Linked DNA regions of Homo sapiens: regions 2, 3 and 4 are each linked to region 1. Evidence: chromatin contacts called from ENCODE Hi-C or POLR2A ChIA-PET data. All regions are on one chromosome and are shown on one strand. The core of a region is the stretch at or near the end of the contact, and the rest is flanking DNA. Distances in the headings are between cores, read along the strand shown. Region 1 holds the start of ATG13 (autophagy related 13). Region 2 holds the start of CSTPP1 (centriolar satellite-associated tubulin polyglutamylase complex regulator 1). Region 3 overlaps CREB3L1 (cAMP responsive element binding protein 3 like 1). Region 4 holds the start of LRP4 (LDL receptor related protein 4).

Evidence for each region. A loop is a pair of places that touch in the nucleus more often than their neighbours do. ChIA-PET counts read pairs that join two places held with the same protein, here RNA polymerase II (POLR2A). Pooled maps may share reads with other maps.
Region 2: a map of CD8-positive, alpha-beta T cell shows a loop between it and region 1 (39-fold over the local background). The contact joins the promoter of CSTPP1 here to the promoter of ATG13 in region 1. A Hi-C loop is called at or near these places in 2 of 168 maps with a recorded cell type or tissue (CD8-positive, alpha-beta T cell and naive thymus-derived CD4-positive, alpha-beta T cell) and 9 of 50 pooled maps. POLR2A ChIA-PET finds 5 or more read pairs at or near these places in 4 of 52 experiments (HCT116, activated CD4-positive, alpha-beta T cell and activated T-cell).
Region 3: a loop to region 1 is called in a pooled map, with 2.9 times the contacts of the local background. The contact joins the enhancer-like site here to the promoter of ATG13 in region 1. A Hi-C loop is called at or near these places in 1 of 50 pooled maps. POLR2A ChIA-PET finds 5 or more read pairs at or near these places in 4 of 52 experiments (CD8-positive, alpha-beta memory T cell, HCT116, OCI-LY7 and 1 more).
Region 4: a pooled map shows a loop between it and region 1 (3-fold over the local background). The contact joins the promoter of LRP4 here to the promoter of ATG13 in region 1. A Hi-C loop is called at or near these places in 2 of 50 pooled maps. POLR2A ChIA-PET finds 5 or more read pairs at or near these places in 3 of 52 experiments (WTC11, activated CD4-positive, alpha-beta T cell and activated T-cell).

What each region holds. Positions count from the first base shown.
Region 1 is chr11:46,615,945-46,619,392 of GRCh38, reverse strand. It overlaps ATG13 (autophagy related 13), which reads right to left and starts at 1,840. Exons shown (of 19, transcript NM_001346311.2): 1 at 1,503-1,840. It overlaps HARBI1 (harbinger transposase derived 1), which reads left to right and starts at 2,166. Exons shown (of 3, transcript NM_173811.4): 1 at 2,166-2,269; 2 at 3,012-3,448. The coding sequence starts at 3,156. RefSeq lists a silencer at 1,580-1,874 and an enhancer at 1,854-2,033.
Region 2 is chr11:46,934,945-46,938,392 of GRCh38, reverse strand. It overlaps CSTPP1 (centriolar satellite-associated tubulin polyglutamylase complex regulator 1), which reads right to left and starts at 1,632. Exons shown (of 9, transcript NM_024113.5): 1 at 1,542-1,632. The coding sequence starts at 1,587. RefSeq lists an enhancer at 1,565-1,774.
Region 3 is chr11:46,313,670-46,317,117 of GRCh38, reverse strand. CREB3L1 (cAMP responsive element binding protein 3 like 1) reads right to left here. Exons shown (of 12, transcript NM_052854.4): 9 at 733-832. Among named protein-coding and RNA genes, the nearest start is that of DGKZ, 32 kb to the left of the region's middle. Within about 2 kb of position 1,850, at least 5 of the 41 ENCODE cell types and tissues checked have a DNase peak (open chromatin) inside an H3K27ac peak, as active enhancers do.
Region 4 is chr11:46,916,836-46,920,283 of GRCh38, reverse strand. It overlaps LRP4 (LDL receptor related protein 4), which reads left to right and starts at 1,734. Exons shown (of 38, transcript NM_002334.4): 1 at 1,734-1,956. The coding sequence starts at 1,905. RefSeq lists enhancers at 1-310, 1,005-1,509, 2,673-3,448 and silencers at 1,570-1,799, 1,810-1,989, 2,000-2,169.

The DNA.
Region 1 (3,448 bases), core at 591-3,090:
AAAAAAAAAAAAAAAAAAAAGCAAGAAATCTACCTTCCAAGGACATTAAAAAAAAATCAGCTAATTATTTAAAATAACCTTTAAATCCCTTTAGGGACTTAAAATCCTTTTAAATATTTAAAACCCAAACTTTAGAAAGGTTTGATTCCCTCTGGGCAGCCTCCTTTGCATTCCTCCTGGCTACAGTACCTCTATTCTCTCGCAGAATATTTTCAGTTTTTATTGGTTTCCACAATTTGATAGGAAGCAATGACCAGCAACTCTATGCACTCTCCTCCACTAAGCACATGCAGGAAAAATGACGGTTTATGTAAATTCATCTTACTTAGCTCCACACCCCATGTTGGAAGTTACTTTCGAATATTCCACACCTAAAGTTCAAGTAAACTTCCTTCGAGATTAAGCTCCTGGGCCGGACTCTGTGGCTTATGCATGTAACTCCAACACTTTAGAAGGCTGAGGTGGGAGGATTCCCTGAGCCCAGGAGTTTGAGATTAAAGTTAGCTATGAAGGCGCCACTGTACTCCAGCTTGGGTAACACAGCAATACCTTATCTCTAATAATAATAATAAAAATTTTAAAATCTAAAAAACTAAAAGACTTCTCCTGAGCTGATAAATGGAGAGTTGAAAACAACAAAAAAAAAACCTCATAATTGAGCTGGAGCCACTACATGCACACATGAAAAGGACTAACAGTCATAAAACAACACACAAAATCTGGAAGCTAATTTAGTGTAAAGGAAGAGCTTGTTGTTTCTTATTATAATACATCTCCCACTAAAGGTGTCCAATAAATTCTATCACCTTAGGAGATGAGTTTTAAACTAAGTGTAATGAGAAAATAGGTAATTTTTTAAAATCTCTTTTTTCTTTTTGGCTGCGGGGTGGCCAGAGAACGAAGAAATACCAAAAGTGAAATGCTACGCTGAATTGACCAGGCTAACTGGGAACTCACTGGAAAAGTGAAAACTGGGAAGAATTAGTGATGAGCTCAAGAAGGTGCTTAGCCACTTACCCAGAGATTTATTTAATGAGAATGGATCACAGGTTTCCACAGGTCGTTCCACTGCCAGTAAGAAGACAGTCGTGAACCATGGGTCCCTTTTTTCACTAGTCAACAGTCACCCTCACCTACACGCGGAGTACATATTTGGCACTCAGCAAATCTTGATTGAATGAAAACCTACCTCACTCATATTGGCACCCAACCCCGGAGTTATGGCCCCCCAAATTACCTCCAAAACGCCTGACGACCTAACCCAAGGAGCTGAAAAAGTGGAGAGGAAAGCTCTGGGGTGGAGGGGATTCTCTGCCAAACAAGCAGGGGCCAACGGGGCCTAGACCAACTCAACTTCCCACAGAAAACTCAGGGGCCCAGGGGATTGAACCGTGGCTAATCCCTTCTACTTCCACGAAGCAGCAGCCAAGGGGCCGCAGATCCACAGCCTCCCACCCGGGGGCGCTGAGAGATCTTGGGGTATCCCCCGCAAAAGTTAGTACCTGCGAAGCTGCGGCACAAAGAGTGGTTCCGGGCTCTCATTACGGAGGCCGGGACCTGGGACCGACCAGCCGCGCCTCCTGGCTGAGGGTTCCGCGCTCCGGAGCTGCAGTGACCGTACACGTCGCCGATAGACACCTAAGGCTTCAGAAGGGTCCTGGCTCGCAGGCCCCAGACGTTTTGCTCCTAAGACTCCGCGAGTTGTCGCACCCACGTCGACTGGCGCTCTTCAGTGCTTCCCTCACTGGTTAAGCGGTCACTCCCGCCTTAAGCCCAGCAGCCGGTCGCTTCCCGGCGCCGCCATCGTTAGTGTTTGTTTTCATCCGCTTCGGTAATGGCCGGGGGGGGGGGGTGAAAGAGGGCTACGGGGGAAATCCAGATGCCTAACCTTAGTCGCACTTTCGCTACAGTACGGACGCCCTATTTATTCTTTTAGTCCTCAAAATATCCATAAAAGTTGATTTTCATTCCACGTAAGCTTTCTTCTCCAATCTTTCTAAGCTACTCAAGATAAAACAAAGACGGAAAGGCGGTGTTTGAGAGAGAGAGAGAGAGACCGTTTGGGCCGCGTGTGGAATGTGCGGAGATGAACCGCAGGTAGCCGCGGCAGCGGCAGTGAGGGCGCGGCGCGGGGCGGGCGCTGACGCGGAAGGGGCGGTGCCGCTGTTGCGCGCCGTGGCGGCCTCTGTGCAGTCGCCGGTTCCGGAGGAGGGCCCAACCCGGCTGGGTGGGTGGGAAGTGTGGCTGGTAACCTGGCAGCCGCGGAGAGGTGGGTGACGGGCCTGGGCTAACTGAGTGGCCGGCGCAATCAGACTTTGACATCCGTTTTTAGGGTGCCCTTTAAAAGTGGCAGAGTCGCTTCCCAAACCTGGTTCGGCCAGCCTCTTTTTCGCTCCCGACTTCCAATGTGTCTGGTCTTCCGTACTTCCTGGCCCTCAGGTTCACGATTTGGAGTTCTTGGAGTGAGGGAAAAGCCTTTTGTTACAGCACACAGTGTACGTCCATAAGGCTGGGTTGTGGACTTTGGTTGTTTTTTTTTTTTTTTTTTTTTTTTTTTTTTTGCCCCTTCTTTTCTTGTTAGACTGGTTTGAACACCCCAGCATCTGTCCTGTATTTGTCAGGTGAAACCAGAAGTCTTTGGATAATGAAACCCGTGACCAATTCTTACCCAAGGTGGTTATGACATATGTCAGCTGCTTCTTGGCCTATATAGTTAGAAGCCGACCTCTTTTACCTTGTGAATAATTATGTCATCACCTCCATTATTCTTTTGGTGTTCTCAATTGAAATGCCAAGCATTAAATGAGCCACAAAGATTGAATTCCCATTATCCTTGAATCAGAGCAAGCCTGTCGTGCAGCCATGAGTTAGTGGAGAAAAATCCGGAGTTGTAAGTACAGTACGTTTTGCCTCAACAAAATGGAAATTTGTAGAAAAGGAGCTGCTCCAGCCTTTGAGTCACTTTAAAGTCTTTGGTAGGTTCCTAATGTTTTTTCTTTTAACATTTACAGAGAGAAGATTATAAATGGCAGAGCCATTTAACTGTGGTTAGCTGTTGGATTCTGATACTTTCTTAAAAATACGTTCTTGCACCAACATCTTCATTGGGAACAGTTCAGAAAAAGCAAAGAGGAGAGCCAACATTCACATTTACCATGGCTATACCAATAACAGTGCTTGACTGTGACCTCTTGCTATATGGCCGTGGTCACCGGACATTGGACCGTTTTAAGCTGGATGATGTGACTGATGAATACTTGATGTCCATGTATGGGTTTCCACGGCAGTTCATTTATTACTTGGTGGAGCTCTTGGGGGCGAATCTTTCTAGGCCTACTCAGCGATCCAGGGCTATTAGCCCAGAGACACAGGTCCTTGCAGCATTGGGTTTTTATACCTCAGGTTCCTTCCAGACTCGGATGGGAGATGCCATTGGAATCAGTCAGGC
Region 2 (3,448 bases), core at 383-2,882, 320 kb before region 1:
TTTAGTTAATAATATGTATCTATAATAATATATCTATATAATAATAATAATATATAATATATTATTATATATTATAAATATATATGTTTATCCATTGTAACAAATGTACCACACTAATGCAAGATGTAAATAATAGCGGAAACTGTGAGTGAGGGAGACCCAAGGTATATGGGAACTCGCCGTACTATCTGCTCAATTTTCTGTAAACTTAAAACTTCTCGCCATGTGCAGTGGCTCACGCCTGTAATCCCAACACTTTGGGAGGCCGAGGTGGGCGGATCACCTGAGGTCAGGAGTTTGAGACCAGCCTGACCAACATGGTGAAACCCCGTCTCTACTAAAAATATAAAATTAACCTGGCGTGGTGGCGCATGCCTGTAATCTCAACTACTCGGGAGGCTGAGGCAGGAGAATCGCTTGAATCCGGGAGGCAGAGGTTGCAGTGTACTCCAGCCTGGGCAACAGGAGAGAAACTCTGTCTCAAAAAACAAAACAAAACAAAACAAAACGTCTTTAAAAAAATAAAAGTCTATGAATTATTTAAAATGTGTATTGTGGCCGGGCGCGGTGGCTCACGCCTGTAATCCAAGCACTTTTGGAGGCTGAGGCGGGCAGATCACGAGGTCAGGAGATCGAGACCATCCTGGTTAACACGGTGAAACCCCGTCTCTATTAAGTATACAAAAAAGTAGCCGGGCGAGGTGGCGGGCGCCTGTAGTCCCAGCTACCCGGGAGGCGGAGCTTGCAGTGAGCCAAGATCGCGCCACTGCACTCCAGCCCGGGCGACAGAGCTAGACTCCGTCTCAAAAATAAAATAAAATAAAATGTGTATTGTGTGCATATGTGTGTGTGTGTACATATCTATGCGTGTGTGTGCCTTTTTTCATTCATTAAATGCCTTATACACTAAAGATGCTCAACAAAGTACTACATATACAGTCTTAGCTCAAGAGCCAAGTCAATATCTCAAGTTCTGTTGGAGTGGGCAAATCCGGTTCTGATCCTAGCGCTACCATTTTCTAGCTGTGTGGCCTAACTTAACGCAAGTTACCTCTTCAGCCCCAGTTTCTCCACCTGCAAAACTGGAAGAAAACACGGTAATTCCTCCTAGGGCTGTTGAGAAATTCAAATGAAGAATGATGCATGAAAAATGCTTAGCACAGTGCCTAATGAAAAAGAAAAGCTCGAAATGTTCGCTGACTGATTTGGCACTTGAGGTTCCAAGGTTATTCTTACTCCACTACCAGCATATCAATAATACCCCAACAGGGCCCCAAATCCTCAACGCCAACCTGACCCATTTGAACACAATCCACATTGCCTGAGTTCCAGCCCCTACACTTCAAACATTCTTTACTTCCCAGGTGCTTTTTTCCTTCCTGCTCGGCCTTACAGGCTCAGGCCCTGGAACCCCCGCCTCTCCGCCCCTCCCCATACCACCCGGACCCGATCCCACTCAGACCCCGCCCCCGCCTCCTCCCAGACCCTGGCCTAATTCGTCTGCACGTCTTTCCCTCCCCAAAGTTAAAGGGGGTTCCTACCCAGATACTCGTAGTCCGGTAGGGCTAGGCGCTCCGGACTCAGCATCCTTTGACCGGGGTGGCTTCAAAGCTCCAGCTCTCCGGCTTCCGGAACCCAGGTTGCCGTCTCTCTCCGTTGCCATGGCACCCACGCGGCGGAAGGGGGACGGGAGCTGGAGGAGGTGTCACACAAACAGTCTCCGTGTCGCAAAGTGGAGCTGGCCACTCAAGTTCCGGGGGCAGTCGCTTCACGATGGTCCAGGTTTCTTTGGACTCCCATTCTTGAAGACTTGGTTTTAGAGGAATCTGAGATGAAGAATTCTTTTGAATCCGTTATGTTTCCCAGTGTCGAAGAATTACTGTCAGCCGCCCATATACGCAGTTTCTGAATTTCATAACTATCCCTGCTTTTATACACTGTTTATCCTAACTCAGTAATAGCCCCCGCCCTTTGGCCCCCATAAACACTTAGTATCCCATTAGCTATTTTTATCTCTTTGGTATTTACTATCTTAAATTGCTACAAAGTGCTTACGTATGCATATACCCTGGATGCTTCTAGAGGTCAGAGATGTGTCTTTTCTGCCTATGACGGCTGGACACACAAAAGGTACTCATTAAGTCCTCTGAACTAATTGCCATTTCTTCTCAATTCTCACTCAGTCGCCCAGGCTGGAGTGCAGTAGCGTGATCTCGGTTCATTGCAACCAGCGCCTCCCGGGTTCAAGCGATTCTCCTGCCTCAGCCTCCCAAGTAGCTGGGATTACAGGCGCCCGCCACTCCGCCTGGCTAATTTTTTGTGTTTTTAGTAGAGATGGGGTTTCACCATGTTGGCGAGGCTGGTCTGCAAACTCTTGACCTCAGGTGATCCGCCGACCTCAGGTGATCCGCCTGCCTCAGGCCTCCCAAAGTGCTGGGATTACAGGCGTGAGCCACCGCGCCCAGGCTCAATTCCTTTTTATCTTTGGTTCTTCTTTCTATTCCTAGCCCTTACTATTTGGTACCTTTCCCAGGTGTCTTTCCTTTTTCCTACCAAGACATTGCTCTTCTTGAGGGAGAGGGGCTGCAGAAACGAGGACACCAGTTAGATTTTTTTCCCTATATGCCCAATTGCTCACTTCTTCTTTAAGAGAATATTCACTGGTTTTCAAGTTCCTAAATATTTCTTTTCGCCCCTCTCCACTCCTGACAACAGGTCAGAGATCTGTAGCACTAGACACAGTTCAGACATAGCAGAAAAAGCCACTCTGTCCTCACTTTTTTAGTGCCCTCCCCCTCCAACAAGGTGAGGTTTGTGAAAAAGAGACAAAGAAAACAAAATCAAGCTATCAAAGGAATGACTGGGAAACCAGTAGACCACCTACACTGGGAGGAAAAGGAAAGAGGAGGTTCTTCTCTTTGTGTTCCGAGTGGCCTATTCTTAGCGTCCTCCAGTAAGGAGCCTCAAACCTCCTAATTCTTGCTTTCCCTTAAAATTGTATATGTGTCTCAATTCTAGGCTCCTGTGAGTCACTCTAAGTTTGGATGTGGTGAGGTTAAAAGGACAGAGCCAAAGTAGGAGCAGGGCTTAGTGTCTTGAGGCAAATTTACTAATTTGGTATTTGGTGTGAAGTCCAGCAAATCTGATTTTTTTTTAATTGCCTTCTTATCTGCTTCCCCCATCTAGCTTGAGGTTATGGGAGGTTCATATGTTCCATAACTGTGGCTTTTTACTATTTTATTAATAAGGTAATACCATAGTAATTATTAAGTGATAATTTTACTTTATTCCCAAGCAACTTGTAGCTATTTGCAAATAATCTTATTTGTCCTCATAAAAACTTTCTGCTGAGGTGGGCGGATCACGAGTTCAGGAGTTCGAGACCAGCCTGGCCAATATGGAGAAACCCCATCTCTACTAAAAATACAAAAATTAGCCAGGCGTGGTG
Region 3 (3,448 bases), core at 601-3,100, 300 kb after region 1:
AGAGGGAAGTGGCCAATGTGGAGTCCCCTTACGGGGTAGAGGAATCAGGAAAGGAAGGAATAGGTGCAGGTGGGGCTTGGGGCTGGGACGAGGGAGGGGGACACACCGCCACATCACGTTCTCAGCAGGATTCTGAGGAGCCTGGCTAGCGGGAGGTGCTGAGAGCCACGGAGCCCACACTACCCCTGCCCATAGCCTGGTTCTGCTGCCTGACAGCTCGAGGGTCTCGGAGGGCCGGGGCATGCTGAGCCAGGCGGCAAGAGACTGGCCATTTCCAGAAGAAGATAGAAGAGGGACTGGAAGAGGTCTGAAACACGCCCTGGGAGCCTTCCGGGTTTCCAGGGGTTTCCTCAGCCTTTTCACTGCCATCTGTTCCAGAAAGAACCATGTCCGTTCTTCCCTGAGTCTCCCCAAGCCCTTCCCTGCACAAGGCCTGTGGAAGCCGCCTCCTCAAGGAACCTGCCCAGCTGTCCCCTAGCTGGGGCCACTGGAGTCACCTACACATCTACACTGTGTTAACCAGTCGGGGACCGGTGTGAGGCAGAAGGCACCATGGGCTTGGAGAAGGAGTCTGGAGTCTGCTAGAACCAGCCCACCAGGCGCCAGGATGGTGTACCCTGGGACGCTGCCCACGATGTTACCGATCCTTAAAGCTCTGCCCAACCCTGGAAAAAGCCAGCCTTGGGAAGAACTCTCCTCCTGTGGGTCTGTGGTGGAGGGAGCCACACCTACCATGAGGCAGGTCCCAGTCTGGGTGGCGGCCATCTTGTAAGGTCTGGAGATCTTGTTGGTGACCAGAGTCTGGAGTTTCTGCAGCTGCTGGAGCAGGGTCCTGAGGAGGGCACAGCAGTCAGCTGGCAGGCTTTGACCCCGCAGGCATCTCTGCCTCCTGGAGCTCTCCTAGGGGGCTGGCTCCAGACTTGGCCTCCACGCCAGGTGCCCGTTTCAGTCAAGATAGGAAAGGTCACCTCCTGCGTGGCTCCTCTGCAGAGTGGCCTGGCGCCTGGGGCCTGCCTCATGGTGACTGGCTGGGTCACCTTGTGGAAGCTCAGGCCTGCCCTGTGATGCTCCTGGCCAAGGGGGTTGGAGGAGGGAAGGCCTGCCCCCAGCTGCACAGATGCCAGCCTTCTTTTGCTTAACCGACACCTGCCACAGTTTCACTGACCTTCCCTCCCTGGCACCCCCAGCACCCTGAGCTGATAAGAAGGAGCTGTTTGGCACAGTGCCTGGTATGTAGTGAGTGTCTAGTAAATGGTAGCTATTGTTTTTGTTAGGTTTTTTGTTTTGTTTTGTTTTGAGACAGAGTCTCGCTCTTTCACCCAGGCTGGAGTGCAGTGGTGCGTTTGCGACTCACTGCAACCTCCGCCTCCGAGGTTCAAGTGATTCTCCTGCCTTAGCCTCCTGACTAGCTGAGACTACAGGCGTGCGCCACCATGCCGGCTAATTTTTGTATTTTTAGTAGAGACGGGGTTTTGCCAGGCTTGTCTGGAACTCCTGACCTCAGGTGATCCACCCGCTTCGGCCTCCCAAAGTGTTGGGATTACAGGCATGGGCCACCGTGCCCAGCCATTTTTGCTTTATTGCTGTGTTTGCTTTTATCACGGCACTTCGTTTATTTATATATCTCCACATCAGTCTCCTTTATTAACTGTGGCCTCCCTGAGGGTGAGGACCGGGTCCCACTCAGCGTGGAATCTTCTGGGTGCATACAGAATGCGTTCAGCACAGGCTTGGTGGGCAAATGTTTAATCTCTCTCCACCCAAACGGGCACGTAGGGGTTGCAGTTCCCACAATGTACAGCAGGTGGCGAAATAACTACAAGGGCTTGGACCTACTTTGGGCCAGAAAGGAACCCCAGCCAGAGACAGAGGGGTGGGGTGGGGGGTCAGGTGGGATTCTCCAGGCCAATCAGGGAACAGAGGAGTGGCTGGATCCCGCTGGAGAAGCTGGGGGAGAAGGAAGGAAAGAAGGAAAAAGTCTTGTGTTGAGCACCTGCTGCATACCAAGGCTGTTGTCTAGGTTATTGTAATTAATCCCAGCAAATAATTATTAAAGACCTACCACAGGCTCATGGCTGGGCACTATCAGGAATTTGGAATGAAAATAATGGTGGGGTGTGGTGGCTCACGCCTGTAATTTCAGCACTTGTGGGAGGCTGAGGCAGGAGGATTACATGAAGTCAAGAGTTCAAGACCAGCCTGGCCAACATAGTGAAACCCTGTCTCTACTAAAAATACAAAAATTAGCCGGGTGTGGTGGTACACGTCTGTAATCCCAGCTATTTGGGAGGCTGAGGCATGAGAATTGCTTGAACCCAAGAGGCGGAGGTTGCAGTGAGCCGAGATTGTGCCACTGCACTCCAGCCTGGGCGACAGAGCAAGACTGTGTCTCAAAAAAAAAAAAAAAGTAAATAAAAATAAAAAAGTAAAAATAATGAAAGAAGGCCAGGTGCAGTGGATCACACCTATAATCCCAGCACTTTGGGAGCCAAAGCAGGAGGTATGCTTGAGTCCAGGAGCTGGAGACCAGCCTGGGCAACACAGCAAGACCACGTCTCTACAAAATACTTAAAATTAGCCAGGGGTGGTGGTGTGCGCCTGTGGTCCTAGCTACTTAGGAGGTTGAGGGGGGAGAATCAGGAGTTTGAGGCTGCAGTGAGCTATGATCACCCCACTACGCTCCAGCATGGGCAACAGAGTGAGACCCTATCTCAAGAAAATAAATAAATAAAAATAATGAAAGAAGAATAAAAGCTAACATGAATTGCACATTTCTAAATGCCAAGCATCAGGCTGGATCCTTTATTCGCAGGATCTTATTAATACCCTCACATCCATCCTATGAGATAATGTTTCTTTTCTTTCTTTTTTTTTTTTTTTGAGACAGAGTCTCACTCTGCCACCCAGGCTGGAGTACGGTGGCACCATCTCAGCTCACTGTAACCTCTGCCTCCCGGGTTCCAGTGATTCTTTTCCCTCAACCTCCTGAGTAGCTGGGATTACAGGCATGCACCACCACATCCGGCTAATTTTTGTATTTTTAGTAGAGATGGGGGTTTCACCATGTTGGCCAGGCTGGTCTCGAACTCTTGGCCTCAAGTGATTTGCCCGCCTCCGCCTCCCAAAATGCTGGGATTACAGGCGTAAGCCACTGTGCCTGGCCCTATGAGATAATGTTTCTATCATCCCCATTTAGACGAAGAAACAGGGGCCCAGAGATATTTAACGATTTCTCCAGAGTCACAAAAATGGCAGAGCAGCGTAAGAACCCAGAGCTGTGACTTGACGTGGCTGCTACCTGCCAGGCACTGTCCTGCTGTCTCTATACTCCTGTTTCTCAAACTTCATAGTACATGTGAATCACCCAAGGACCTTGTGAATGTGCAGTTTTTAGCTCAGTAAGTCTGGAGAGAGTTCTGAAATTCTGCATTTTTTTTTTTGAGACAGA
Region 4 (3,448 bases), core at 485-2,984, 300 kb before region 1:
TCTCAAAAAAGAAAAAAAAAGAGCAAGTCTTCATAAGCAACATATATGAAACCCTGAGACCAACCAAACCTGCATTAGGAAATGAGAGGTGGGAAGGAGGATGCTGGGGAATCAGCCTCTACTTTTGACGTTTTTTCCTCCTTGGATTTTAGGCTGTGGTAACTGATCGAGGCCAGAAATGTTGACAGTCTTGCCTAGCCCCAAGATCATGTAAGCCTGACCTGACGCTACTGCCGCCTTCAGTCAGCAAGAAGAACTACACACCCAGAAAATGCTTCAGTAATAGTTACCATGGTGATGCTAGTTCAACCACATTGCATCTGGATAAAAATTTCAGGCAAAACGATATAGAAAACTACTGCCTAACAAGGAGTTAACACCTTACATCTTTTATGTTGTTGTTGTTGCTGTCGCAAAGTATGGTTCATGTTAGCTTTGGTAAAAGATGGTAATTTGAAGTGAAAGTACTGAAAAAAACAAGCAAGGATGAAATGTCAATGTATCCATTTAGAGAAATCTAATAACCACTTTGCACTATGCCAAATTACTTTCCCCTCAGCTAACAGGGGGCATTTGGGTCTTCCTGACTCTATTTACTGGTGAGGAAAGTGAGTTAATGAAATCCATAGATGATCCAAGCCCAAGAAATGCTGGCATATCAGCTGGGAGGGAAAAAAGCGATATACTGGGCCATCAGAAAGTTGGGCATTTGGGCAAAAGGAACAAAACAAGATTCAACCTGGAAAAATGGAAGGTGGTGAAATTAATCCGTATTATTAATATGCATTAGGGAGAGTAGACCACAAAAGGAAGGAAGACTAGAGACAAGTTTATGATTTTATGCAGTAAATCAAAAGTTAAATCTGAGGGAAGGACCTACAGACTGGGGCTGGAAGGAGGCTGAGGGCTTTGTGGGAGTGCAGCTGCCCATGAGGACTCCTTTCCTGACCCCCTCCCTTCCTTGTCAGGATCAGAAAGTCAAAGAAGGTGAAGAGGCTAACAACAGTGATTTACAAAGACAGCAAGGAGGAACTAAGTCTGTATGGGCCGAATCTGGGCCTCTGAGCTGGAGCAACAGGACCCAGACAACCATCTCAGGAAATGAGTGAATGAAAAGGGGCGGGGGGGTCGGTGAATTATTTAGCCCTAGAACAACGCTGCCTAGACCGGGGGAGGCCAGGGAGAAGAAAATCTCCGAAAAGGAATTTTGACAGTGAGAACGCCAGTTAAGATACAGCACTCCAGGCCCCCTGATGTCCCTTGTTTGATGTCAATAAAGACCCAAGAGGATTATGCATCCACAAGCCTTGCGTATTCGCAGACATCAAAAAAGTCTGGACTTGGGGCCGGTAGGCGGGGGCAGGGTCACGTCCAGGCGACTTGGGTCAGCTCAGGTGCTCGTCTGAAGCATAGAGCTGGAGTGAGCGGGGGCGAGACTTGCTGCTAGGATAATTTTTTTTTTTTAAGTTAGGGAAATTTAAGCAGTAGTAATAGCGACAGGGAGGGGGCTCTCTCTCGGGCCAGGAATGTGGGGGCGGCCTGAGGAGGAGCGGGGCCCCGCGCAGGAGGCGCCGGCGGGTGGGGTCGGGGGACCAGGGAGCCGGGGCCGAGGGCGGGAAGGGGCCGGGCCGGCGCTGGGGGCGGGCCCAGGCGCGGTGGCGGTGGCCGGGGCTGCGGCGCGGGGGGCGGGGCGGTCGGGCCCGGGACACCCCCTCCCGGTCCCCTGGCGGGGCAGCGTCGGCTCTGGCAGCACTGGAGGCGGCGGCGGCCCGAGGGCGACTTGCGGGGCGCGCAGGCCGCCGTGCACCCGGGACGCTTCCCCCTCGGGGACCCTCCGCGGGCTTCTCCGCCGCGCCGTCCGGCGGGAGCCGGCGGGACCCCGGGCGAGCGGCGCGGGCGGCACCATGAGGCGGCAGTGGGGCGCGCTGCTGCTTGGCGCCCTGCTCTGCGCACACGGTAAGCGGCGCCCGCCGGGAAAGTTTGTCCCTGGGTCCGGCCGCTGCAGGACTCGCCTCCCGGGACCTGGACGGCGCGGGCCGGGGCCTGAGACCCCTCGCCCTCGCTCCTAGCCGTGGCCCTGGGGCTGCGTGCAGGGGAGAGGACCCGGAGCGGCCCCGGCTCCAGCAGTCCGAGCGGGGGCATCAGCGGAGGCGCTTCCGCGGGTTCGGGTCTGGGCCGGGGCGCGGGTCTGGGCCGGGGCGCGGGTAAGGTCCGGGGCGTTCGTTCGCTCGCCCTCCCTCGCTGCTCTTTCAAGAGCGGGGGCTGCTTCCCTTTCAGGTTAGGTCGGGGGCTCTGTGTCCTTGGTGCGAATGAATGCGTGCGAAGAAAGGGAGGCGGGTGAGGAGGGTCGCTAAACCCATAAATTGTAAATAGCCCTCCTTCCTGGGGCTGGGGGCTCGGGCGGGTTGCGGAGAGAGGCCCCGGTAGAATCTGGTACTTGGGCACCGGGATTCCTCTACTCGGAGAACGATTCCCGGACTCCAGGTCTTGCTCCCACCAAGGGGCTCTGGGGCACTGTTTGCGGGCAGCATCTCCCCTCGGCGGTGTTTCGGGGTCCCTCTCTTGGCTGCGGCCAGTCAGCTTCCAGCCCTGGATCGTCCTAAAGGGAGGTGGTTGGAAAGGGGGCTGAGGAGGAATATAGGGAAGAAACTGCTGGAAGGCTCCCGCAGATCTGCCCTGGCTGGGGTAGGGGGGCAGGGGGCCGGTAACCCTGAACCCCAGAAGGCAGCCGCCGGGCCCTCGCGGCAGGGTCCCAGCCCTCGGGGGAGCTGGACGGCTGCAGCAGGACTCCTTGGTGCCCGTACCCCCTGTTGTGTGGGACTAGGGCTCCGATGGAATCTGCTTCTCCGCGGGCTCTTAACGACCCTGGGTGCACCCCGTGATTGAGCAGCTTTCCCTAGTTTGTGCCCAGAGATCAAAGAACTTTGATCTTTGAACCCCAGCCCTATTCACCCATCGCTATTCATCGTGGCGGGAGTTCCGAGTCTCCCCATTTGCCTCGCAGCCCCGATGAAGGGAGCTGGGGCTCAGAATGGAGGGGTCTGGAGACCCTGCCTGGTCTTTTACCGGTTCTTTCTTTCACGTAGGACAGCTCGTGTGGAAAAAGTCAGTGCAGATTTCCGAACTTGCCTGGCAGGGCGTGGAGATGTCTAGGCACTCGTTTTAAAGATTGGTTTACCTCCCAAATCCAAAACAGAGTTTTCATGTCTCTTATTTAAACTACCTGTGGGTTTTCAGGGGCTTTTTTCCGCGTCCTCTCTAGCGCGGACTGAGCTCTTTCTCTCCGAAGAGCGGTAGCTTGGCCGGCCCACGTTCCGCTCCGCTCTGCGCTCTCCCCTCCCCGGCTCTCTCCTGGAAGGTTATTTGTAGCCTCTTTGGCGTGTTGGGACAGCGGCCCTACTGGGGTAGGAATGTAGCTGTTCTTCCCACCACATGGGCCCCTTAAAGG